Regions from separate parts of the Homo sapiens genome. Here regions 2 and 3 are each linked to region 1. Evidence: chromatin loops called from intact Hi-C (ENCODE). Cell type or tissue: dorsolateral prefrontal cortex. All regions are shown on one strand.

The links. Peaks named below come from ENCODE experiments on the same cell type or tissue, not always from the same donor. Only the 100,000 strongest peaks of a DNase experiment are listed, where the experiment ranks them.
Region 2: a loop joins it to region 1, with 3.0 times the contacts of the local background. A loop is called at or near these places in 9 of 110 quality-filtered maps.
Region 3: a loop joins it to region 1, with 2.4 times the contacts of the local background. A loop is called at or near these places in 6 of 110 quality-filtered maps.

The regions. Positions count from the first base shown.
Region 1 is chr12:124,843,523-124,851,522 of GRCh38, forward strand. The region is part of intron 1 of SCARB1 (scavenger receptor class B member 1); the gene reads right to left. Among named protein-coding and RNA genes, the nearest start is that of SCARB1, 16 kb to the right of the region's middle. In dorsolateral prefrontal cortex, no CTCF peak of the experiment used is centred here; DNase peaks (open chromatin) are centred at 4,329 and 5,229; H3K4me3 peaks cover 1,939 bases; H3K27ac peaks cover 5,400 bases.
Region 2 is chr12:124,894,122-124,902,121 of GRCh38, forward strand. It overlaps the pseudogene RNU6-927P. Among named protein-coding and RNA genes, the nearest start is that of UBC, 17 kb to the right of the region's middle. In dorsolateral prefrontal cortex, CTCF peaks have their summits at 4,560 (motif pointing left) and 4,760; a DNase peak (open chromatin) is centred at 4,510; H3K4me3 peaks cover 1,066 bases; H3K27ac peaks cover 1,374 bases.
Region 3 is chr12:124,782,800-124,790,799 of GRCh38, forward strand. It overlaps SCARB1 (scavenger receptor class B member 1), which reads right to left. Exons shown (of 13, transcript NM_005505.5): 10 at 4,607-4,658; 11 at 3,558-3,704; 12 at 1-12. LOC124903046 (a long non-coding RNA gene) reads left to right here and starts at 3,964. Exons shown (of 2, transcript XR_007063510.1): 1 at 3,964-4,093; 2 at 5,708-8,000. RefSeq lists a silencer at 50-250 and enhancers at 1,447-2,215, 3,510-4,010. In dorsolateral prefrontal cortex, no CTCF peak of the experiment used is centred here; a DNase peak (open chromatin) is centred at 3,952; H3K4me3 peaks cover 838 bases; H3K27ac peaks cover 826 bases.

The sequences.
Region 1 (8,000 bases):
ACCCAGAGCTCTGCAGATCTGAGGATTGGGCACCTGCACACATAGTGCTGGTCTGAAGCATGTCCCCTGCCAAATTCATGCCCACCTAGAACCTCAGAATGTGGCCTTATTTAAAAATAGGGTCTCTACAGATGTTACCAAGTTAAGGATCCCAAGATGAGATCATCCTGGATTTATGAAGGGCCCTACATCCAAGCTGGAGGCCCTCCAAGCCCAAGCTGGTGGGGTCTAGCCCCAGTTTGCTCTGTGACCCTCCAACATGGCCCTCAAAATCTCTGAGCCTCAGACCCCCACCTGAGGACTTATGAAAGGAAGAAGACTCAAATTCACACCTCAGAAAAGCACATGAGAACAATGCTGCACCACGTACCCTCACTGAGACCCCAGACATTCTCGAAGACTAAATCGTCTCAGGTGCTGGAGAGGATGTGAGAGCTGGGAGGGTGAACAGCAGTGGCCCTTCTGGAAGGCATGTTGGGTGAAAATGGCTCCCCCTCTGCCCTACAGCAATTCCACTCCTGCGCATCCCCAGGAAATTGTGGAGAAGTACAAGGCAGCAGGGTCCAGCATATTTGCTGTTTGTGGAGGCAGGAGTCAGACATAACCAAGGTACCCCCGTCGCTAAGGGAATAAATACAACAGGATGAACATGAATTAGGGGGTCCAGGCAGCAGAAGGAAGCAATAAGCCTGATACACACATAGGAACACGGATAGATTTTAAACAGGGCAGCACGAGGAATGTTGACACGAGTTACCGTGCATGGCATGGAAAAGCCGCCCTCTCCTCAGACGTGACAGGCCACATGAAGGGGGCCTCCCTGTGCCACCCCCAGCTCAAAGCACTTCCACCTCTAGCTCCCTCGGTCCTCACTGAATCCTATAGGAAGGCATGGTTTTAGCCCATTTTATAGGCACCCTACTATTATGAGCTGAACAGTGTCCCCCCAAAATTCCCATGTTGCAGCCCTAACCCTCGGTGCATCAGAATGTGACTGTATTGGCGCGGGGGGCAGGGCCTTTAAATCGGTGATTACGTTTAAATGAGGTCAGTGGGGTGAGCCCTAATCCAATCTGACTGACGCCCTTAAAAGAGGAGATTAGGACCCGCAGAGAGTCACCGGGGATGTGCGCACACAGGGAGAAGGTGGCGTCTATGAGGCCGGGAGAGGGGTCTCCGGAGAAGCCAGCCCTGCCAACATCCTGATCTCAGACTTCCGGCCTCCAGAACTGTACGGGAATACATGGTCTTTGGCCCATGCACCTGTTATGGACATTTTTTTCTTTCTTTCTTTCTTTTTTTTTTTTTTTTGAGACAGAGTCCTGCTCTGTTGCCCAGACTGGAGTGCAGTGGCACGATCTCGGCTCACTGCAACCTCTGCCTCCCATGCAGACTCAGACACCCACCAGAGACCAGAGACTCGAAGAGCCTGTCCATGGTCACACAGCAGCAGGAGGCAGGGCCGGGATCTGGACCCACACCTGCAGGCTCCGGAATCTAGGACTGCACAAGGTCCAAGGACACACTCAGGTTTACAGACGCAGCCACACAGAGGATGGGCGCAGGGGCAGGGCGGGCTGAAGAGCGAGAGGGGTGAGGGGAAGGAGGGCATAAAAGGAGACCACTGAAAGCAGAAGCCAAGCGAGTTCCCGAACATGCGCGCTCCCAGCAGCACCGCTCCCGGCAGCCACCAGCCCAGACGCCCATCCACAGAGGCGCGGAAAAACAGCATGCAGTGCACCCGCACCGTGGAGGCCTGCTCAGCTACAAAAAGGAAAGCAGCACTCCACATGCCACACCACGGATGAACCCCAAAACATGACGCTAAGCGGAAGCAGCCAGGCACTTAAGGCCACACATTGCATGATTTCATTTATAAGAAATGTGCAGGGCCGGGCACGGTGGCTCAGGCCTGTAATCCCAACACTTTGGGACCGAGGCAGGTGTTTGACCTGAGGTCAGGAGTTTGAGACCAGCCTGGCCAACATGTGAAACCCCGTCTATATTAAAAATACAAAAAAAAAAAAAAAAAATTAGCCGGGCGTGGTGGCGGGCGCCTGTAGTCCCAGCTACTGGGGAGGCTGAGGCAGGAGAATCGCTTGAACCCAGGAGGCGGAGGTTGCAGTGAGCCGAGATCACGCCACTGCATTCCAGCCTGGGTGACACAGCAAGACTCTGCCTCAAAAAAAAAAGAAATGTCCAGGGCCGGGCACGGTGGCTCAGGCCTGTAATCCCAACACTTTGGGACCAAGGCAGGTGGATGACCTGAGGTCAGGAGTTTGAGACTAGCCTGGCCAACATGGTGAAACCCGTCTCTACTAAAAATACAAAAAAAAAAAATTAGCCGGGTGTGGTGACAGGCGCCTGTAGTCCCAGCTACTCGGGAGGCTGAGGCAGAAGAATCGCTTGAACCCGGGAGGCGGAGGTTGCAGTGAGCCAAGATTGCACCACTGCACTCCAGCCTGGGCGACAGAGCAAGACTCTGTCTCAAAAAAAAAGAAAGAAAGAAAGAAAGAAATGTCCGTAACAGGTGCATCTGTAGAGACAGAAAGAAAATGAGTGATTGCCAGGGGCTGGGGAGCTGCAAAGAGTGGAGAATGGGCAATTCTACTTGGGAGGGATGGAAATGTTTTGAAACTAGGTAGAAGTGGTGGTATCACTGAATTATTCGATTTACAAGGATTAATTATATGTTATGTGAATTTGAACTCAATAAATTATTAAATGAAAAACAAATGATAGGATTGGAAACGCTGCAACCACTTTGGACAAGAGCTTGGCCCTTCTCCATGCAGGTGAAGACACGCACGCCATGACCAGACCCCCTACTCTGACTGTCGGGCCCTAGAGGGATTCAGGCACATGTCCCTTGCAGGCAGGGACACGAGTGTGTCATAACCCAGAAGTGAACACAGTCACCGGCATCAGGGTTAAAACAGATGAACTGGCCGGGCGTGGTGGCTCACGCCTGTAATCTCAGCACTTTGGGAGGCCGAGGCAGGCGGATCATGAGGTCAAGAGGTCGAGACCATCCTGGCCAACATAGTGAAACCCCATCTCTACTAAAAATACAAAAATTAGCTGGGCATGGTGGTGCACTTGGGAGGCTGAGGCAGGAGAATTGCTTGAACCCGGGGGGCAGAAGTTGCAGTGAGCTGAGATCGCGCCACTGCACTCTAGCCTGGCCACACAGCAAGACTCCATCTCAAAAAAAAAAAAAAAAAAAAAAAAAAAAAGACAGATGAACTGTGATACTCAGCTTCTTCCGATTAGCATCATGAACTGTGATATGACATGGCCATGAAAATAGAGTGCAGCTTATCGCAGCAATGTGGGTGGATCCCACAAATACCATATGAAGTAACACCAGCAAGACCAAACCAAACAAAAATACTGAGAGTATGCCTGCATCCAAGTTAAGTCCAAAACCGGACCAAACTAATCCCGGTGTTTAGGGATGGCTATGAGGGAGTGATACTATAAAAAGCAAAGCAAGCTGGGACCAAACACAGTGTCTTCTGCAGGGGCTTCGGGGCAGATGAGCTTTCCCTCTTCTTCACGTGGGGTGATTGCATGCATGTTCATCTTAGTTACATATTTGATTGCATATGTCTTACACTTTCCTCAAAGTGAGCAAATTTCACAAAAAACAGAAATCCAAGACTCTGGGTGGAAAGTGCAAAGCGAGGGGTTGCAGCAGGTGGAGTCCAGGAGCCTGGGAACAGACAGTGGAAGGAAATCCCAAGGACAGGGGAGACTTGGCTGTTCCCAGAGCTGCCAAGGGATCCTGGCTGCAATGGGCTCTCGGCCAAGTAAGGCCAGTTTGACCTCCACCTGCCTGCCAGGAGGCCAGACAGGGCCAAGATGATCTGGCACAAGAATTTCCACAAGGCTCTGAGGCCTGGGCATCTGGGCTAGTGGCTGCCGGGAGGCCCAGTTAGGGAGAGGCAAAACAGGAAAAGCCCCCACCTGCCACTCCATCCAGCCTCCCGTTTCCACCCGACCAGCCCTGAGACCCCAGGGTTTCCACAATCTTCCTGGCCCAGGGGATGAGTCAGGGATCAGATCCGCCATCTCTTCCCATGTGATGGCACTGGGGTGGGCAGAGGCTGGCCGAGGGCCGCTGAAGGATGGACACATCACCGCTCAAAGGCAAGGAATGAGAGCCAGAAATTTTAGAAAGCAGGTGGAGGAAGGGACCAGGAGGAATTGCAGGCTTCTTCAACCCAAGAGGTTCAGACTTGCACTGTGACTGCCAGGCTGGGAGCTGGGGGAGGATCCAGGCACCCAACCCCGGCTCATCAGAAACACTCTGCTCCAATCTGATTCACACAATGAGGCTTTTGTGTGGGAGTCTGTGGGAAGACCACGTGCACTCCTGAGAAAGCAATCAGACAAATCCAAATCAAGGGCCATCCTGCCAAAAGCACCCGCCTGGCCCCTTTACAGATGCCAGTGTCCTGAAAGACCCAGCAAAGAGAAAAGGGCTGGAGAACAGGTCTGGATTAAAGAGGAAAAACACATGAGGCAACCAGACACAGCATGCAACCTTGGATTCAAAAAAAAATTTTCTTTTTCTGAGACGGAGACTCACTCTGTCGCCCAGGCTGGAGTGCAGTGGCACGATCTCGGCTCACTGCAACCTCCGCCTCCTGGGTTCAAGCGATTCTCCTGCCTCAGCCTCCCGAGTAGCTGGGACTACAGGTGTGCGCCACCATGCCTGGCTAATTTTTTTACTTTTAGTAGAGACAGGGTTTCACCATGCTGCCCAGGATGGTCTCAATCTCTTGACCTTGTGATCCACCCGCCTCGGCCTCCCACAGTGCTGGGATTACAAGCGTGAGCCACCACGCCCGGCCAATTCAAAATTTTTTAATGAACAACTATGACAAAAAGTGTTATTGGGGCCGTAAGGGAATCTGAACACAGACTGTCAGATTAAAGGTGTGGATCCTCGTGGCCTTCTTGAGTGGGGCCGTGGTCCACGGCCATGGAGAAGGACGTCCTTGTCCTTAGGATGCACCCAAAAGGCTCAGCAACGAGAGAGAGAGGATGCACATGCAGCAACTTGTACTTTTCTTCCCGTTTTTACAAAATAAAATCTTTGAAAATAGAACCTTGGGTGATGTGGTGGTGGAAGAACACACTGGGCTGCTTTATTTTACAAGCTGGATGCCTCCCTCGTGAGAACGGCAGAACGAGCCGTGGTACATCCGCACCGTGGAGCGTTTCCAGGCATCTAGAGAATCAGAGCGTGATCATCACCAGAAAATCCCAGCTGACTGAGGACGACATGGACAAGCGATGACAGCGTGAGAAACCCACGGTGCAGCAAAGCGTGCATAGTATGGTCCCATTTCAGCAAACTGCTGACAGATGGATCCCTCTCTATGTCTGTGTCTATCCGGTTAAGATGTTGGAAACAGCCAGCCCTTACTTGACACTTGCCGAGCTGCTATTTGAAGTGTGACATGTGCCAATTCTGCCACCTTAAAAGCCCTATGTAGGAGACACTTTTATTAACTTCATTTTACAGAAAAGTAAAAAAGGCACAGAGAGGGTAAGTCACTTGCCTGAAGGCACCCAACTGGGAAGTGGCCAAGCCAGGATTTGAACCTGGGCTGCCTGCCTTCAAAGTCCATATGCTGGGGTCCACCTGAGCTGCTGGAAGCTAAAGCCCTGCCAAAGGCTGGAGAGAAGCCTGGGATGCTGCTGGGACACACTGCAGGGTAAACCCAGTGGCTAGGATTCCAGATCAACTCCTCCACGGGTGCATCTGGGCAGCTCATCCCTCCCACCCCTACCTCATCCCCTCTCTGCCCACGGCACACCCCTGCAGCCTCTCACCTTGGGTGGACAAAGCCTGAACTTTGGCACACCAGCCCTGATATCTCCCCAACTTTTTAAAAAATGCCTCATCCCAGTCCTGCCGCCAGGATGTGAACAGGCAGGGGTATCAATGGGACCCTGGGAACTTTCTGCCTGAAGAACATTCGTTAGTGACTTCCTCCGGCACCCACCCAGGCCCCTTCCACCCTTGCTGCCCGGGCCCTCCTGGCCTCCATCCAGCTAGCCTGGGACAGTCGGCCCCACCCAGCACTGGCTGCTAACTATCTCCGTGGCCTTGAGTAAACCTCTGCTACCTACAGAATTTGGTTTCCAAAGGAAAAATAAAAGATAGAACTGAGCTTCGGAACCCAAGTCAGTCCAGATCTAACAATCTGACAGCTGATGAAACTTTCCCCGTTAGAGCAATTAGGCCAGGTACAGTGATTCATGAATGTAATCCCAGCACTTTGGAAGACCAAGGTGGGAGGATTGCTTGAGGCCAGGAGTTCAAGACCAGCCTGGGCAACATAGCAAGACCCCTGTCTCTACAAAAAATCTAAAAATTAGCTGGGCATGGTGGTGCACACCTGTAGTCCCAGTTATTCAGGAGGCCAAGGTAGGAGGATCGATTGAGCCTGAGTGGTTGAAGCTGCAGTGAGCCGTAATCATGCCACTGCACTCCAGCTTGGGTGACAGAGTGAGACCCTGTCTCAAAAAATCTAAATAAATAAATAATAAAGGGTGGGCACTGTGGCATATGCTTATAATCCCAGCACTTTGGGAGGCCAAGGTGGGTGGATCATTTGAGGTCAGGAGTTCCAGACCAGCCTGGCCAACCTGGTGAAACCTCGCCTCTACTAAAAATACAAAAATTAGCCGGGTGTAGTGGTGGGCACCTGTAATCCCAACTACTCAGGAGGCTGAGGCAGGAGAATCACTTGAACCCGGGAGGCGGAGGTTGCAGTGAGCCAAGATCATGCCACTGCACTCCAGCCCGGGCGACAGACTGAGACCATGTCTCAAAAAAATAAATAAATAGGCCGGGCTTCGTGGCTCACACCTGTAATCCCAGCACTTTGGGAGGTCGAGGTGGGCGGATCACCTGAGGTCAGGAGTTCGAGACCAGCCTGGCCAACATGGAGAAACCCTGTCTCTACTAAAAATACAAAATTAGCTGGGCACAGTGGCGCAGCCTGTAATCCCAGCTACTTGGGAGGCTGAGGTGAGAGAATCGCTTGAACCTGGGAGGCAAAGGTTGCGGTGAGCCGAGATCACACCATTGCACTCCAGCCTGGGCAACAAGAGAGAAACTCCGTCTCAAAATAAATAGGTAAGTAAATATAAGTAAATACATACATAATAAACAGCTGGTAAGCTACTACCTCCTCAAGAGGCCTTGGTAAACAGAATAGTCAGCCAAACAAAATAATCTCTAATACTGTAACAGCCAGAGACAGTGAAAGGCAATGTGGGGATGAAGTGGGAAGCTACCTGGGGGCAAAGGGGCTCAGCCCCATTTTTGCTGCCTATGGCCGCCTCTTCCCCCGACAACAGCCCCTCCTTTTTGCCTTTTGGGAACCACCCTACTCCTACCTGAGTCTCTGTGGGCAAGAACTACTTCCCTCCCTGGCTCCAAATGGGCAGGCGACCCAAGGCTGACCAATCACAGCAGTCCATTACTCGAGCCACAGCAATTGGTCCAAGGATGCACATGTGATCCCAGCTCAGCCAATCACAGCCAATGAGCATTGACTCCATAAGTTGTGCCAGCCACTGAGAAAATTCTTTAATTCTCCTTCAATATCCCTCAGGAAGGTTCCCTTCCAAGAGCTTCTGGGAATTCCAAAGCAGTCAGTTTCTCCCTGACGTGGTGCAGATGCCATTTATTTTCTAAGCGTCAGAGGAAGCCACTGGCAAGTGAGACTGGGGCGTACATATAAAAACATAGGAATCTAATTCTAGAATCGCATTCAGCCTGTCCAGATGCCCTGTCACGGGACCCAGGAAGAACAGCAGGGTCACAAGAAACTCACTCCCTACATTGACACTAACCAAGTCTACTTATGAGGGTCACTGCTGTTTTCCTTTTTTTTTCTAATTGAATGCATGTAGATGATTTTGCATGAATGACATGCTTATGGGCCACACCTCCACATTCCTGCACGGAGCAA
Region 2 (8,000 bases), 51 kb after region 1:
AAAGCAGGCCAAGTGCAGTGGTTCATGCCTGTAATCCCAGCACTTTGGGAGGCTAAGGTGGGAGGATCACTTGAGGCCAAGAGTTTGAGACCAGCCTGGGCAACATGGCAAGACGCACTCTGTACCAATAAGATATAAAAATTAGCCAGGCATGGTGGTATGCACCTGTAGTCCCAGCTACTCGTGAGGCTGAGGCAGGAGGTTCACTTGAACCCAGGAGGTTGAAGCTGCGGTGAACCGAGATGCCGTCACTGCACTCCAGCCTGTGCAACAGAGCAAGACCCTGTCTCAAGAAAATAAAAAAAAAAAACCATAAAATTAAATTACATTAAAAAGTGGCCGAGTGCAATGGCTCACACCTATAATCCTAGCACTTTGGGAAGCCAAGGTGGGAGAATCACTTGAGCCCAGGAGTTTAACACCAGCTTGGCCAACATGGTGAAACCCATCTCTACTAAAAAGACAAAAGTTAGCTGGGCGTGGTGGTGGGCACCTGTAATCCCAGCTACTCGGAGGGCTGAGGCAGGAGAATCACTTGAACCTGGGAGGCAGAGGCTGCAGTGAGCCCAGATCATGCCACTGCACTCCAGCCTGGGCAACAGAGCAAGACTCCATCTCAAAAACAAAAAAATTAATTAAAAAGTGGCATTTACTACATTCACGGTGTTGTATAACCACCACCTCTACCTAGTTCCAGATATTTTTATCACCCCAAAATAAAACCCTGTACCCATTAAACACTCCCTCCTCACTCCCCCTCCTCCAGCCTCTGGCAGCCACTCATCTGCTTTCTGTCTCTGTGCATCTGCCTGTTATGGATATTTCCCATAAAAGGAGTCATACAATATGTGGCCTTTTTGTCTCTTGTATTTAAAAAAATCAACTATTGTTGACATTTGAAAACTTGTTTATGTTCCTACCTAAATACCATTCCTATTACTCCATCTTGAGAACTAATTAAGAATTGTTTGAAGTTAGGAAGGATCCTTTGGGAAGATAAGACTCAAAACTGTAACAGAAACAGCTCACCAAGATAGCAAAAAAATTATTATCCATTCATTATTTAGTCTACACGTATTTATTGAGCACCTACTATTGTCAAGCCCTGTTCTGGGCACCGGGATACAGCAGTGAGACAGACGAGGCCCCTGCTCATGGAGAATGCTGGAGACTTAAGTAAATACCAGGGAGCCAAAAGTGCTAAGTAAAGAAGTAAAACAGATGGGATCAGGCAGGACCGGATGGCAACCTTAGGTTGGGAGGTCAGGGAAGGCCTCTCTGAGTTAAACTAACCTGGAAATGACAAATTAGGCCTGCCACTCAAAGCTGGGAAAAGATTTGCAGGCAGAGGGAACAGTACGTGAAAATGTCAACAGCCCAGGAGACTGAGGCTGCACATCCTTTAACTGGTGGTCAAGGGAAGGGGAGAGAGGGAATGGTGCCCTCAGGGAGGGCAGCAGTGTTTTCTGTAGCCACGACGCCAACAGCAGAGGGAAGCGACCTCTCCCTTGCTGTGGGTAAGGCTGGGAATTGGCAACATGTTTCTGAAGGACAGATTGGCAACGGAGTCAGAAAGTTTTAAAATTTGCAAACTGCTGGGTGTGGTGGCTCACGCCTGTAATCCCAACACTTTGGGAGGCTGATGTGTGGGTGAATTGCTTGAGTCCAGGAGTTTGAAACCAGCCTGGGCAACATGGTGAGACCCTCATCTCTACAAAATATTTAAAAATTAGCCAGGTGTGATGGTGTGTGCTTGTGGTCCCAGCCACTGGGGAGGCTGAGGCTGGAGAGTCACTCGAGCCCACGGAGGCTGAGGCTGCAGTGAGCCGAGATGACGCCACTGCACTCCAGCCTGGGCGACAGAGTGAGACTCCGTCCCCCCCCCCAAAAAAAAAAAGAAAAGAGCGGCTTAGACTCTGCCTGGGATGGGGCCTGGGTTGGTCAAGGAGCTTTCTGTTAGCTGCTGTAACAAATCATGAACATAGTGACTTAAAACAACACAAATTGATTATCTTCTCATTATCTTTCGTTTCTGGAGGTCAGAAGTCCAAAACGGTTTCACCTGGCTAAAGTCAAGGAGTCTGCAGGGCTGCATCCCTTCTGGAAGCTCTAGGGGACAATCCGTTTCCTCACCTTTTTCAGCTTCTAGAGGTCGCCTGCACTCCTTGGCTCACGGCCCCCTCCTCCACCCGCAAAGCTCATCACTCCAGCCGCTGCCCCTGTGTCCACGTCACCTTCTTCCCCAAGACTGACTCCTGTGTCCCTCTCATAAGGACCCTTGTGGTTACATCAACCCACCAGATAAGCCCCAGATCATCTCCCCATCTCGGCACTTTTAATTTAATTCCAAAGTAACACAGTCACAGGTCCCAGAAAATTAGGATGCAGACATCTTTGGAGGAGCCATTGTTCAGCCTACCACAGAGGGCCTCTTTGATGGATAAAATCTGAATCAAAACCAAATGATTGAGAAAAAGTCACCCATGAGAGCAGAGCATTCTGGGTAGGGGTGGGCAGCAAGTGCAAAGGGCCTGTGGCAGGAGCTGGTTCGGCAGTTGGAGCACAGACCGTGAGACAGAGAGTGGCACCAGGGACGGGCCCAGGGCAGCTGGACCTTGTGGTCTGCAGCGAGGTATCATCCTTCCTTCTGCTCTGGCTGGGATGAGGATGATGAAAAACAAACTCAGGTTCATGTAGGAGACAGAGACGGTGTGGGACAAACAACAGATAGGACAATCTTGGAGTCTCTCCAAGGAACTGACTTTGACCTCAGACCTGAGTGGTCAGGGGGGCAAGGATCGGGAGGCCCTGGTCCTGTAGGGCCTTGTAGCCTTCGCAGAGGAAGTTGCATTTTTTGTGTATGCATTGGGAAGAAGCAGTTGATGGGGTTTAAGCAGGGATGGGGCAGGAGTCGTGTACCAGTTTTAAGGCAATCCCTGGCTGCTTTGCAGAGAGATTCAAGGATGAGCTGAAAGTCTCTATATTGAGAAGTTTTGCTCATCATAATCCGAAAGGAAGGGGAAGAAAACAGTTTGGCAGTTCACCAACAAGTTAAACATACAGGGAGTCTCTCTGAACCTATTCTGGTTCAGGGTCTGCTTGATTGAAACAAAAAAACGAAAAGAAAAAGAATCAAGTTATACATAGCATCACTATATGACCCAGGAATTCCACTCCTAGGCATACATCCAAGAGAACTGAAGACAGGCACTCAAACAAACACCTGTTTATGCATGTTCATAGCAGCAGTATTCATAACAGCAAAAAGCAAAAATACACATCACATAATACTCATTCACTTTTAACCATTTAAAAAACTATTTGGGAGACAACTCAAATACCCATCAATGGATGACAAAATGTGGCCTGTCCATACCACGGAATATGATTCAGCCATAAAAAGAAATGAAATATTGGCTGGCCATGGTGGCTTATACCTCTAATTTCAGCACTTTGGGAGTCTGAGGCAGGAGGATCACTTGAGGTCAAGAGTTAGAGACCAGCCTGGCCAACATAGAGAGACCCCATCTCAAAAAAAAAATTTTTTTTTAACACTGATACATACTACATCATGGATGAACCTCGAAAACCTGCTGCTAAGTGAGAGAAGTCAGGGCCAGGCACAATGGCTCACGCCTGTAATCCCAGCACTTTGAGAGGCTGAGGTGGGCAGATCACCTGAGGTCAGGAGTTCAAGACCATCCTGGCCAACATGGCAAAACCCCGTCTCTACTAAAAGTACAAACAAATTAACTACGCATAGTGGCAGGCGCCTGTAGTCCCAGCTACTTGGGAGGCTGAGGCAGGAGAATCACTTGAACCCGGGAGGCGGAGGCTGCAGTAAGCTGAGATCACACCACTGCACTCCAGCCTGGGAGACAGAGCAAGACTCTGTCTCAAAAAAAAAAAAAGTGAGAGAAGCCAGATACAAAAGGCCACACAGTGCAAGATTCTATTTATAGGAAATCTCCAGAGTAAGCATATCCATAGACAGAACACAGAGGGGCTCACGCCTGTTATCTCAGCGCTTTGGAAGGCTGAGGCAGGAGGATTGTTTGAGGCCAGAAATTTGAGGCTGCAGTGAGCTATGATTGCACCACTACACTCCAGCCCAGATGGCAGATCAAGACCCTGTCTGAAAAAAAAAAGAAAAAGAGACAGAAAACAGATTGGTGTTCACCAGGGACTGGGGAGAGGGAGAAATAGGAGGTGACTACTAATGGGTACAGGGGTTTCCTTTGGGAATGAAGGAATGTTCTGGAACTAGATGGAGGAGGTGGTTGCATAACATTGTGAATGTCCTAAATGCCACTGAACTGTACACTCAAAATGGTTAAAATGGTGAATTTTTTTTTAATGGCGAGTTCTGTGTTATGAGTATTTTACCACAATTTTTAAAGGACGGAGGAGATGGAGGGGTGCGGAGATGGAGGGGTGCAGGGACGGTGTGGGGAACGGTGGCGCCACCTGCGGGTACCACGCTCCGTGCCCACTTCCTTTAGGTGATGCCAGCACCCGGCTAGGAGCGAGTCACCTCCCCACTCCCCCTTGTGGCTGCCTTATGTTTTTTGTGGTGGCCTTGGAGAGAACCGGGGTGCCAGGACAGCCTGCATACGCTTGAGAGATGCTCTGGCTTTTGGCCATGGACTCTCAATTTAGGTTCGGTAACATTTCACCAGGGCCCTTGCCAGCCCCTAACTCAGCGTGGTGCCCGTGAGCACGCACAGAAACCTCCCCACGCTGGGAGGGGGCAGTGCTCCACCATCTGGGAACATTTTAGAAGCCCCCCAAATGGAAGACTCAACAATTGTTTCCTGTTTCTGCCTGCTTTCTAAACATTTTTCCACGTCTTACCACCATGCACATAGTTTTTAACTATTTTATCCATTTGTGTGTGTGACACTAAGGGCATTCACATTGCTGTGCAGCCGTTGCCACCATTCATCTCCAGAACAGTTTCGTCTTCCCAGACTGAAACTCGGTCCCCATTTTCATCCTGCAAAACTACAACTCCATACCCATTAACCCATTTCCTGTTTAGAAAAAAAAAAGTGCAGTTTGCTGCCAGCACTCATTTAATTTTACATAAACACGCTCTTTGAGGCTGAAGCAAATGTGACTGATTTTCAATGTGAAAATAAAATATAAAAACTGTTCTTGGCTGGGCACAGTGGCTCATGCTTGTAATCACAGCACTTTGGGAGCCCGAGGCTGGTGGATTGCTTGAGGTCAGGAGTTCAAGACCAGCCTGACCAACGTGGTGAAACCCCATCTCTACTCAAAATACAAAAATTAGCCAGTTGTGGTGGCAGGCACCTGTAATCCCAGCTACTCGGAAGGCTAAGGCAGGAGAATCGCTTGAACCCGAGAGGTGGAGGTTGCAGTGAGCTGAGATCGTGCCACTGAATTCCAGCCTGGGTGACAGAGCAAAGAGCTGGGATTACAGGCGTGAGCCACTGTGCCTGGTCTACACTGGTGGACTTTTAGGGTTGTTTTTTAGGGTTGTTTTCTGATTTCGGCTGTGAGCATGGGCACACCATAATTCTTTTTTTTCTTTTTTTTTTTTTTCTTTTTGGAGACAGAGTCTTGCTCTGTCACTCAGACTGGAGTACAGTGGTGCGATCTCAGCTCACTGCAACCTCCGCCTCCCGGGTTCAAGTGATCCTCCTGCCCACCACCATGCATGCCACCATGCCCAGCTAATTTTTGTATTTTTAGTAGAGACGGGGTTTCACCATGTTGGGCAGACTGGTCTCAAACTCCTGACCTCGTGATCCACCCACCTCGGCCTCCCAAAGTGCTGGGATTACAGGTGTGAACCACTGCACCCGGCTATAATTATTTTCAATGTTACACGCTTCAGCTAAGTCACCAGGGTTGTCCCTCTGTGGCTGCATGAATCTTAGATTCCAGGAGCAAATCAGTCCATCAGCCACTGAGGTTGGGGCAAGTGAAAAAGGACAGCCCTGCTGGCCAGGTGCAGTAGCTCACACCTGTAATCCCAGCACTTTGGGAGGCCAAGGCAGCAGGATCACTTGAGCCCAGGAGTTCCAGACCAGCCCAAGCAACATAGCAAGACGCCATCTCTACAGTCCCTTATTTGTTAAATGAACAAATAAACAAACTGCACAGTTAAATGAACAAACTGCACAATTACTTTATAACAAAATTACCTTTGAGAAACATTATAATTTTTTAAACAGTGACAGCCAGGCACTCTTGCAGTTTGTCATAGCTTCTGCCATTCCATATCCAATTCCGTCTTTCTCTCTGCATCCACCATAGCTAATAATTAGCAACACAAGCTCAGTGCAAACGACAGATGAGGCAATCATCACAAACATTAGATGCCCTCCTGGAGGGCAAAGTCTCCGCGTCCCCAGCTGAGATCCCAAGGGCTTCAAGAAGTGTTTTCTACATGGAAAGTGACTTTGTCAAGTGAAATAATCAATGAGGTCCTTATTGTGTGAGGGAACACAGAATAATTTTTAAGGTAAAACTATCACCGGGCACGGTGGCTCATACCTGTAATCCTAGCACTTTGGGAGGCTGAGTCGGGTGGATCACCTGAGGTTAGGAGTTCGAGACCAGCCTGACCAACATGGAGAAACCCCATCTCTACTAAAAATACAAAATTAGCTGGGTGTGCTGGCACATGCCTGTAATCCCAGCTACTCGGGAGGCTGAGGCAGGAGAATCACTTGAACCCGGGAGGCAGAGGTTGCAGTGAGCCAAGATCACGCCATTGCACTCCAGCCTGGGTAACAAGAGTGAAACTCCATCTCAAAAAAAAAAAAAAAGAAAGAAAGAAAACTATCATGAGATACTGTAATTCACCTGGCAGATAAATAAGCAAAGTGTGAGGAGCTCCTTGTGTTGTTAGGGTGTGAGGAAGGCACTGCTGACGGCTGTTGGTAGAAGGGTAAATTTGTGTAACCTCTTTGGAGGGGAATTTGACAAAGCCTGTCTAAATTTAAAATGCATATGGCCTTTGACCCAGCAAGTTCACTTTGAGAAGTTATCTTTCAGATATATATGCACACAAGGGCAAAAATCTATGGATAAAAATAGCCAGCCGGACGCAGTGACTCACTTCTGTAATCCCAGCACTTTGGGAGGCTGAGGTGTGCCAATCACTTGAGCTCCAGAGTTTGGGACCAGCCTGGGTAACATAGTGCTACTCCATCTCTATGAAAAATACAAAAATTAGCCAGGCATGGTGGTGCATGCCTGCAGTCCCATCTACTTGGAAGGCTAAGGTAGGAGAAGCACTTGAGCCTGGGAGGTCGAGGCTACGGTGAGCTGAGATCATGCCACAGCACTCCAGCCTGGGCGACAGAGCAAGACTCTGTCTCAAAAACTAATAATAACAATAATAAATAAAATACCTGTGCTCACTTCGGCAGCATGTATGCTAAAATTGAAATGATACAGAGTAGTTTAGCATGGCACCTGTTTACATTTTAAAAAAGGAAATAGCCTTGGCTGGGTGCTGTGGTTCATGCCTATTACCCCAGCACTGTGGGAGGCCGAGGCAGGCAGATACTTGAGCCCAGGAGTTTGAGATCAGCCTGAGCAACATGGTGAAACCCCGTCTCTACACAAAACACAAAAATTAGCTGGGCATGGTGGCGCATGTCTGTAGTCCCAGCTACTTGGGAGAAAGAAGTCAGAGGAGAATCACTTGAACCCAGGAGGTGGAGGTTGCAGTGAGCTGAGATTGCACCACTGCACTCCAGCCTGGGTGACAGAGCGAGACACCATGTCAAAAAAAAAAAAAAAAAAAAGGATGTGTACATTGAGTTTATCCAGAAGACAGATCAAAAGTAGGTGCCCTTAGGTTCCATCACCGCTGCTTTCAGCTGCCTACCCTCAAACCCATATGGCATTCTGATTGTTTTTTCAGGGTGGCGACACATTCAGCTTCAACTAATGGGTTATAATTGGTCTAAACCAGTGGTTTACAAGGAGGGAAAATTTTGCCTCCCAGGGAACTTAGA
Region 3 (8,000 bases), 61 kb before region 1:
ATAGCATTTCTCCTAGAAGATAACCAAGCTAATTTATAGTTGACGTTGAAGCCACATAAAAATGGTTTTACACGGTTCTTCAATTTGCAAAAGGCAAAGAGGAAACAGGAAAGGCACATAAGTTTAGAGTCCAACAACCCTCAACGATTGCAGGTGGCTGAGATGTGGGGAGCTGCCGCTCTTAGACATAAGTACAAGCATCTTCAGGAAACACACCTGGGAGGTGGACAAGCCAAGCTGAAAAGGGCTCGTCCACTTGAAAATTTAAGCCAGCGAGGAAGCAAGGTGGGGAGATGGGCCATGGAGACCGACAACCAGTGGACTTAGCTGGGGGGCTGTTTAAAATCAACGAGGAACAGATTGTTCTGTTAAAATACTTTTGATTTATTTTAAAAGAATGACTTGAGAAGAAAAAATTACTGCTTTTTTTAATTTTTGAGACAGGATCTCACTCTGTTGTCCAGGCTGGAGTGCAATGGTGCGATCATGGCTCACTGCAGCCTCCAACTCCTGGGCTCAAGTGATCCTCCCACCTCAACCTCCCGAGTAGCTCAGATTACAGGCAAGAGCCACCATACCTGGCTCAAGTGGAAAATTTCTCTAAAGAGAAATTAAAATATGTTGAGTTTACCCGCATGTGATTTTTTTTTTTTAAATCAGGACAAATTACATAAAAACTGATAAGGCCGGCCAGGCACAGTGGCTCACACCTGTAATCCCAGAACTTTGGGAGGCCAAGGCGGCAGATCATGAGGTCAGGAGTTCAAGACCAGCCTGGCCAACATGGTGAAACCCCGCCTCTACTCAATATACAAAAATTAGCCAGGCATGGTGGCAGGTGCCTGTAATCCCAACTGCTCGGGAGGCTGAGGCTGAGGCTGAGGCTGAGGCTCCCACTTGAACCCGGGAGGTGGAGGTTGCAGTGAGCCAAGATTGTGCCACTGCACTCCAGCCTGGGCAACACAGCAAGACTCCATCTCAAAAAAGAAACCAAAAAAAATAAAAATAAAAAAACAAAAAAAACTGGTAAGGTCCTGCTACATCAAAACACACATAATGGGATAAATTTCACTTACGTGGCCTCCAGTGAAACCTGCAGGGAGGGAGCCACACTGCCGATCGTAGCATTCTTACTGGATTTGAGGGTGGGATGCTGATTTGGGGGCTGCGGCAGGGAAAGGGACCCTAGCCACAGCCTAGACCTTCTGTGCTTCCTGACCCTCCTTCCCTGTCCCCATTCTGGTGGACAATTTGGAGACAGACAGAAGGAGACAGAGGGATGAGGCTGTCATGGCCTCCTCTGGCCCAGTCCCTCAGCCAGTCCCCAGGGACCCCCTCATGTGGCTGTGCGTCGTCACTTGTGGACACCTATGGTGATGCTCTGCCACGGGAAGGTATTCATGGTCTGGGAGTGTGGGTTCTGAGTCCTTCTGTCCTCCCTACATAATTCAGTCTAGAAACTGGAGGGAGTTCCATTTTGCTCGCTGGAGTCACAGCCCTGCTGGGTTCTGGCTCCCCCTGGGGCAGTAACAGAGAAGGGGGCTCCCAAAAGGGCTGGTTGGACCCAATGGTCATTGTTCATCGGGAGCTCAAACGCTAGAGCAGCAACATGATGACAGCTGGTGTCCAGGCTACCATCTCACATTGTGGAAACCTTTTCCCCCCGAGGACAGGAATTTTGAAAGGAAGTCGGGTTTCAGGTCTGAAAGCCAAGGTGAAGAACCAGGAATGCTTTATTGTCACCCAGCATGCAAGCATGGAAGCAGGCAAGCCTTCCCTGAGACAGGGGAAGAGGAAGAATCATTCACCAGTGCTAAAGGAAGCAGGTGCTGCAGAGGAGCCAAGACCAGCAGAGCAGCGGGGCAGCCCCAAGGCCCCTCAGAAGGCCTCGGCCTGTGGCCCTAGGATGATGCAGGTGGGGGCCACCTCAGAGAGTGGCTTTCTGGTCCATGCATCCAAAAACAGCCTTTCCTGATGACCTGCCAGTGGGCAGCATCCCTTCCCCTGCCATGGCAGCCACTCGCCCATCTCCACTGCCCCTTGAGCTCTGTGATCACAGCTCTCCTGTCCTTCGTGTGACTGTAGTAACTTGCCTAAAGGCCTGCCTTGCCCATCTTTGCTGCAGATCTTATGTTCTGGTCATCTGCATCCCCTGACCTGTGCAAAGGGCCTTGCAGTGAATGCATGAATGAATAAATAAATGACCCCGAAGCAAGGAGGGACACTGTTATCACCCCTCTTCCTGCTGCTTCTGGAGGTCTGAAGCCCAGGGCTGGAGCTCTTCCCCACTTCCGTTCCCTCCTGATAGCAGCTGCCCCATCCTGTTCAAGCCATCGACTTCCTCACGCACTGGGGCCTCCCCGCTGGGCCCAGGCTTCCACCCCTCCCAGCCCGGGGCCCATTCCCCAGCCAGCAGCTGACCTAGTGATTCCCCTCTTTAAAAGCCTCCAATGCCTCTGTCACTCCCAGAATCAGTTCCAAACTGCTCACTGTGCACCACGAGGCCCTGGGTGGCCCGCCCTGTCCACTCTCAGACACCACCTCCTACCTCTGTCCCTGCCCTCACTCCCCTCCAGCCACCCTGGCCCTACCTGACCGTCCAATGTGCCTTGCCTGTCCCTGCCACAGGGCCTTTGCAGTGGCCGCTCCAGGCAGCATTCCTCATGTGGCTGTGTGCTGAGTGCCTCCCTGGCCTCCATGTCAAAGCTCACTATCTACCTCTTCAGAGAGGCCTTCCTGAAGCTCCATCTGTCCTTGTCCCCACTTGCTCCAGACATGCACTCTCCAGTCTGGAAGCTGCATTCAGTTGGTGAGCCCTTGAAACGGGGCCAGTCCAAAATGAGACCTGCTGCACATGTATCGTACACACAGGATTTCAAAGACTTCATGCAAAAACACTGCAAAAATATTGATGCCGTTTATACTGATTACATGTTGAAGTGATAATACTTTGCATATATTTGGGTTAAATAAGATTAAAATTAATTCCACCTGTTTCCTTTGACTGTTAAGTGGCTATTAGAAAATTTAAACTGAAAACCTCACACGTGGCTCACGCTGTATTTCTATTTGGCTCTAACCCCTCACAGCTCCTATCATGAGTGAAATTATCTTTTCTGCTGATTTACTTGGTTTTCATCTGTCTCCCCGGCTGGGATGCCAGCCCCCCTCAATCCCCCTGAGCAGGGATCTCAGCTGTCTCCTCTACTGCTGTACGTCCCCTCGCCCCTAACAGAACCTGGCATCCCCGGGTGCTGACTTGATGAATGGATGATGCAAGTACCAGGTCTCATTACTCAAAGCCCACCTGTGCCCCCTCCAAGGGAGGGTCCCAGGCCTTCCAGAACAGGCAGAGTAGTGGCAACGCGGCATGCAAAAGACGCAAGCGTGCTGCGCAGCCCCCAGCAGTGACCGCTCCCACTCCGGCAGAGACGCAGGACTGCTGCTGGAGGTGGGCTCCAGGCTGCGGTTGGCCAGAGGGTCCGATCTGAGGCCCCTTTCCCCCAGCAGGCAAGCGAATGGCTGTCAGCCCGGGCTGCCCTCTGGCCAGCACCTACTTGGCTCCGGATTTGGCAGATGACAGGGACCAGCAGCAGGACGCAGCCCAGCGCCAGGAGGACGTACTGGGCATAGTGCATCACCTTGGGCATCAACACCAGCTGAGTGTAGAATGTGTGAAGAGTCTCCCCCTCCATGGCCCCGCTCTGAGGAGACAGAATGACAAACACATGAGCTGGGGCCGCAGGCTGCGGGCTACAGCGCAGATGCCACCCAACACCTTCCTCTGTGCCCGCCTCAGCTTTTCCCCACCTCAAGCTTCCCGGCTAAAGCATGTGTTGGAGCCTGCCAGGGACCTCCTCCCTCCAGGACACAAGGTGAGACTACAATTCCCCGACTCCCTTGCAGTTGGGCAGGGCCATATGATCGTGTCCTGACCAATGGGAGGTGGACCTGGCCTCACGTGACTCTCCATCTCGTTCCCTGCCACTGAATGGAGGCTCTCCAGGATGGCGGGGCCACCGGGGCCCTGGAACCCTAAATGACTGCAGGGAGCAGAGCTCTGCCTCCCCATCAACCCACTTCAGATTCGGCTGTGAGTAGGAAGTAAACTTGACATTCGGAGGCTTGTTTGTCCTGGCCATTAGCTAGCCCTGATTTAAAACGAGGTGGGCAAGAAACAATAAATACAGTAAATAAAATAAAATAAAATAATAAAATAAAACAAGCTAGGCCAGAAGGAATTCTGAAAAGCTGCGAGAGAAGTAAGTTTAAGAGAAAAGCTGACACCTTGGAAACCAACTTCCCCACTTTCAGGAGAAGAGGTCATATGCCCCAACAAAATTATTTTACACCCAGGGCCAGGGACTTTACCTCTTCATGCAGCTTCTGTCTTCCCCATCTCTAGGGATCCCTTTCACCTTGGTGGGATAACTGACATAGGGTGCTTGGACAGGGTGAAGTTTCTGATACGCTGGTCCATGTCACAGTCCGGTTACCCTGGCTCAGCCCTCTCCCTTTCTACAAGCTGCTCCCCCCGCCTCCTGCCTCAAATGCCCACATTGGCTCTTAACAAAAGCCCCCGACGCTGTGCCCAACGCACCCTTACCTCTGCAAACCAGAGCAGCGGCAGGACCACAGGCTCAATCTTCCCAGTTTGTCTGGAAATAAGCAAGACATAGCTGTGTGAAACAAAGTCTTACACCCAAACTTGATCTAATTCTGCTTGAATACAACATCTAAACAGGTTTAGTATAATTTTGCACACACTAAACCCTCACCACCAAATATAAACAATGAGCTGAAACACTTTAGGAGCCATATGACAAAACTGTCCCCAGGCTGAAGGTCTCAGTCTACAGCCCTCAATAATACTTGTAAATAAGACTAACTTTAAATCTTTAAAAGGCGTTTTGTTTTTTTTTTTCTTTAGTTGACAAGGTGAGATGTTTTCCCACAGGGCTGTTTGACATCACACAGCTTTGAACCTGTGATCATAAGCTCTGAGGCCAGGAGGGATTTGATTCTGCAATCTCAGTCATCCCTCCTTATCCATGGTTTTGATTTCTGCCATTTCTTACCCTCAGTACAGTACAATAAGATATTTTGAGGGAGAGACCATGTTCACATAACTTTTATTATAGTATTTGTTATAATTACCCTATTCTTAGTTATTGTTAATTGTGGCTATGCCTAATTTATAAATTAACTTTATCATAGATGTGTGTGTATAGGAAGAAGCATAGTATATGCTATACAGGGTTCAGTACTATCCCCAGCTTCAGGCATCCACTGGGGGTCTTGGAATATACCCCCAGGGATAAGGGGTCCATGGTACTTGATTGGCATGGGCTGAGGGAACCAGTGTTTCGATGTGCTGCCAGAAGGAATCTCCCCTGGCAAAGAGCTTGACAACTTGAAAATAATCTTTTTAAACTAAAAACTCACATCTCCTACAGGGCAGAGACCACCAGTGACCCAGCCAAAATCCATTGGTCCCTTTTAGAAACAGGACCCAAATTTTACTCAGGATGGCAATGCACCCAGTTAAAGACTCCACTTCAGCCTCTCTTGTGGCAAGTGAGGCTCTGTGACCAAGTTCTGGTTAATGAGATGTTCGCAGAAGCGTTACGTGGGATGGCCGGGAGGGCTGCTTAAAAAGAAGCTTTCACAGCTGGGAGGTGAACCTTTTTTCCCTCCTCCCTTTCAGATGCCTGAAACGCAGATGCAAGGGCTGGAGCTCTGCAGACACTGGGACCAGAGGTGACCTTGAGGATGGAAGCCATGTGTTGGGAAAATGGAACAGAAAGATGAGTGGAACTTGGACTATGAATGTCTCTTGCCATACTTGGACTGTCTGCCTCCAGACATCCTCTAAAAGAAGATTTTTAAAATAACAATATACCTTTGTCCCATTTGAGCCACAACTGTTGAGTTTACTGATCTATACTGCCAAACCTAATTCCACCAATATACCTCACGACCCAGCAATTACGCTCTTCAGAAACTGCCCTAGAGATGCTCACACATGCACACAGAGGCACAAAGATGTTCAGTGTTGCTTGGACTAGCAAAGACAAACAGACAAACGACAATATGTATCTTCTCTATGGCCACATATATATGAATGTAAATAAGTAGGAAAAGGCCTGGAAGGAAGCACAGCAAATTGATGATGGTGGGTACGGCTGGGGATGGCGGGGAGTCACAGGAAACCATATTCTTCCCCTCAGGAAGATATGTTCTTATTACCTGTGAAGTTAAAACTTACACGTCAAGTTAAAAAGATAATAAAATCCAAAGGGAGAATAAAAGTAAACTTGATACTGCAGAAACGTCACAGGCATGACCTCATCCAGGCTATCAAGGTCGACATCAACAGTGATACAGTATGTTGACGGAATGTACCCAAGATGCTCTGAAACTGGAACTTTCTCTCTGCGGTCCTCCTCCCAAAACCCATCACCCCAGTCTAATCATGAGAAAAGCACCAGACCAATCCCAGTAGAGGGTCATCCTACAAAATACCTGACCAGTGCTTCTCAAAAGTGTCACTGTCATCAAAATGAAGGAGAGATGAGAGACTGTCACAGCCAAAAGGTGCCTAAGGAGACCGGAAGACCAATGCGACACCTGGGAAACTGTGACCTGCCACGACGAAGGGGACCGTGCAGACATGACTGCATCAAGGCTCTCAGATGGGGAGAGCGTCCTGGAATATCTAGGTGGGTCCATGCAGATATGGTTACATCAAGGTTCTGAGATGGGAAGAGTATCCTGGAATACCTAGGTAGGCCCCAGAGAATCACAAAAGTCCTTAAAGAGAGAAGCGGGAAGTCCTAGCCAGAGCAATCAGGCAAGAGAAAGAAAAACGAAAAAACAAAAACAAATTTTAAAACCCTAAAAAAAGAAAAATTAATTTTTAAAAAGAGGGGCTGGGGCGTGGTGGCTCACGCCTGTAATCCCAGCACTTTGGGAGGCCGAGGCAGGTGGATCACAAGGTCAGGAGATTGAGACCATCCTGGGCAACATGGTGAAACCCCATCTCTACTAAAAATATAAAAATTGGCCGGACGTGGTGGCACATGCCTGTAATCCCAGCTACTCGGGAGGCTGAGGCAGGAGAATCACTTGAACCAGGGAGTCAGAGGTTGCAGTGAGCGGAGATCATGCCATTGCACTCCAGCCTGGCGACAGAGTGAGACTCCGTCTCAAAAAAAAAAAAAAGAGGGAAGCAGGAGGTTAGAGGCAGAGAGAAATTGGACAGTGCTACACTGCTGGCTTTAAAGAGGGAGAGGCCAAGTGCAGTGGTTCACGCCTGTAATCCCAGCACTTTGGGAGGCTGAGGTGGGAGGATCACTTGCACCCTGGAGTTCAAGACCAGCCTGGGCAACATAGTGAGACCCCTGTCTCTACAAAAAAAACACAAAAATTAGCAGGGTATGGTGGCACATGCCTGTAGTCCCAGCTACTCAGGAGGCTCAGGTGGGAGGATCGCCTAAGCCCAGGAGGCCAAGGCTGCAGTGAACTATAGATCATGCCACTGTACTCCAGTCTAGATAGCAGAGCGAGACTGTGTCTCAACAACAACAACAACAACAACAAAACAGGGAGGGCTAGGATTAAGGTCATGAGCTAAGGAAAGTAGGCAGCTTCTAGAAGCTGTAAACGGCAAGGCACAGGTTCTCCCCTGGAGCCTCTGGAAGGAACAAGGCCTGCAGATACCTTGATCTTAGCCTTGTTGTGTTCCTTTCAGACTTCAGACTCCCAACACTGCAAGATAGTTTTTAAAAGTGAGCCATGACATTTGTGGCAAAATTGTGACAGCAGCAAAAGGAAATGAATACAGCAACTCACACTCAGTATGGAGCAGCAGGGTGGGCTGGCTCACCACTTGCCCCACACAGACCCCCCCACAACAGGTGTCTAGCAGAAAAGGCAGTGTGGCGAGGTGGTTAATAGTGCACACTCAAGCGTCGCTGCCTGGATTTGAATCCCACCTG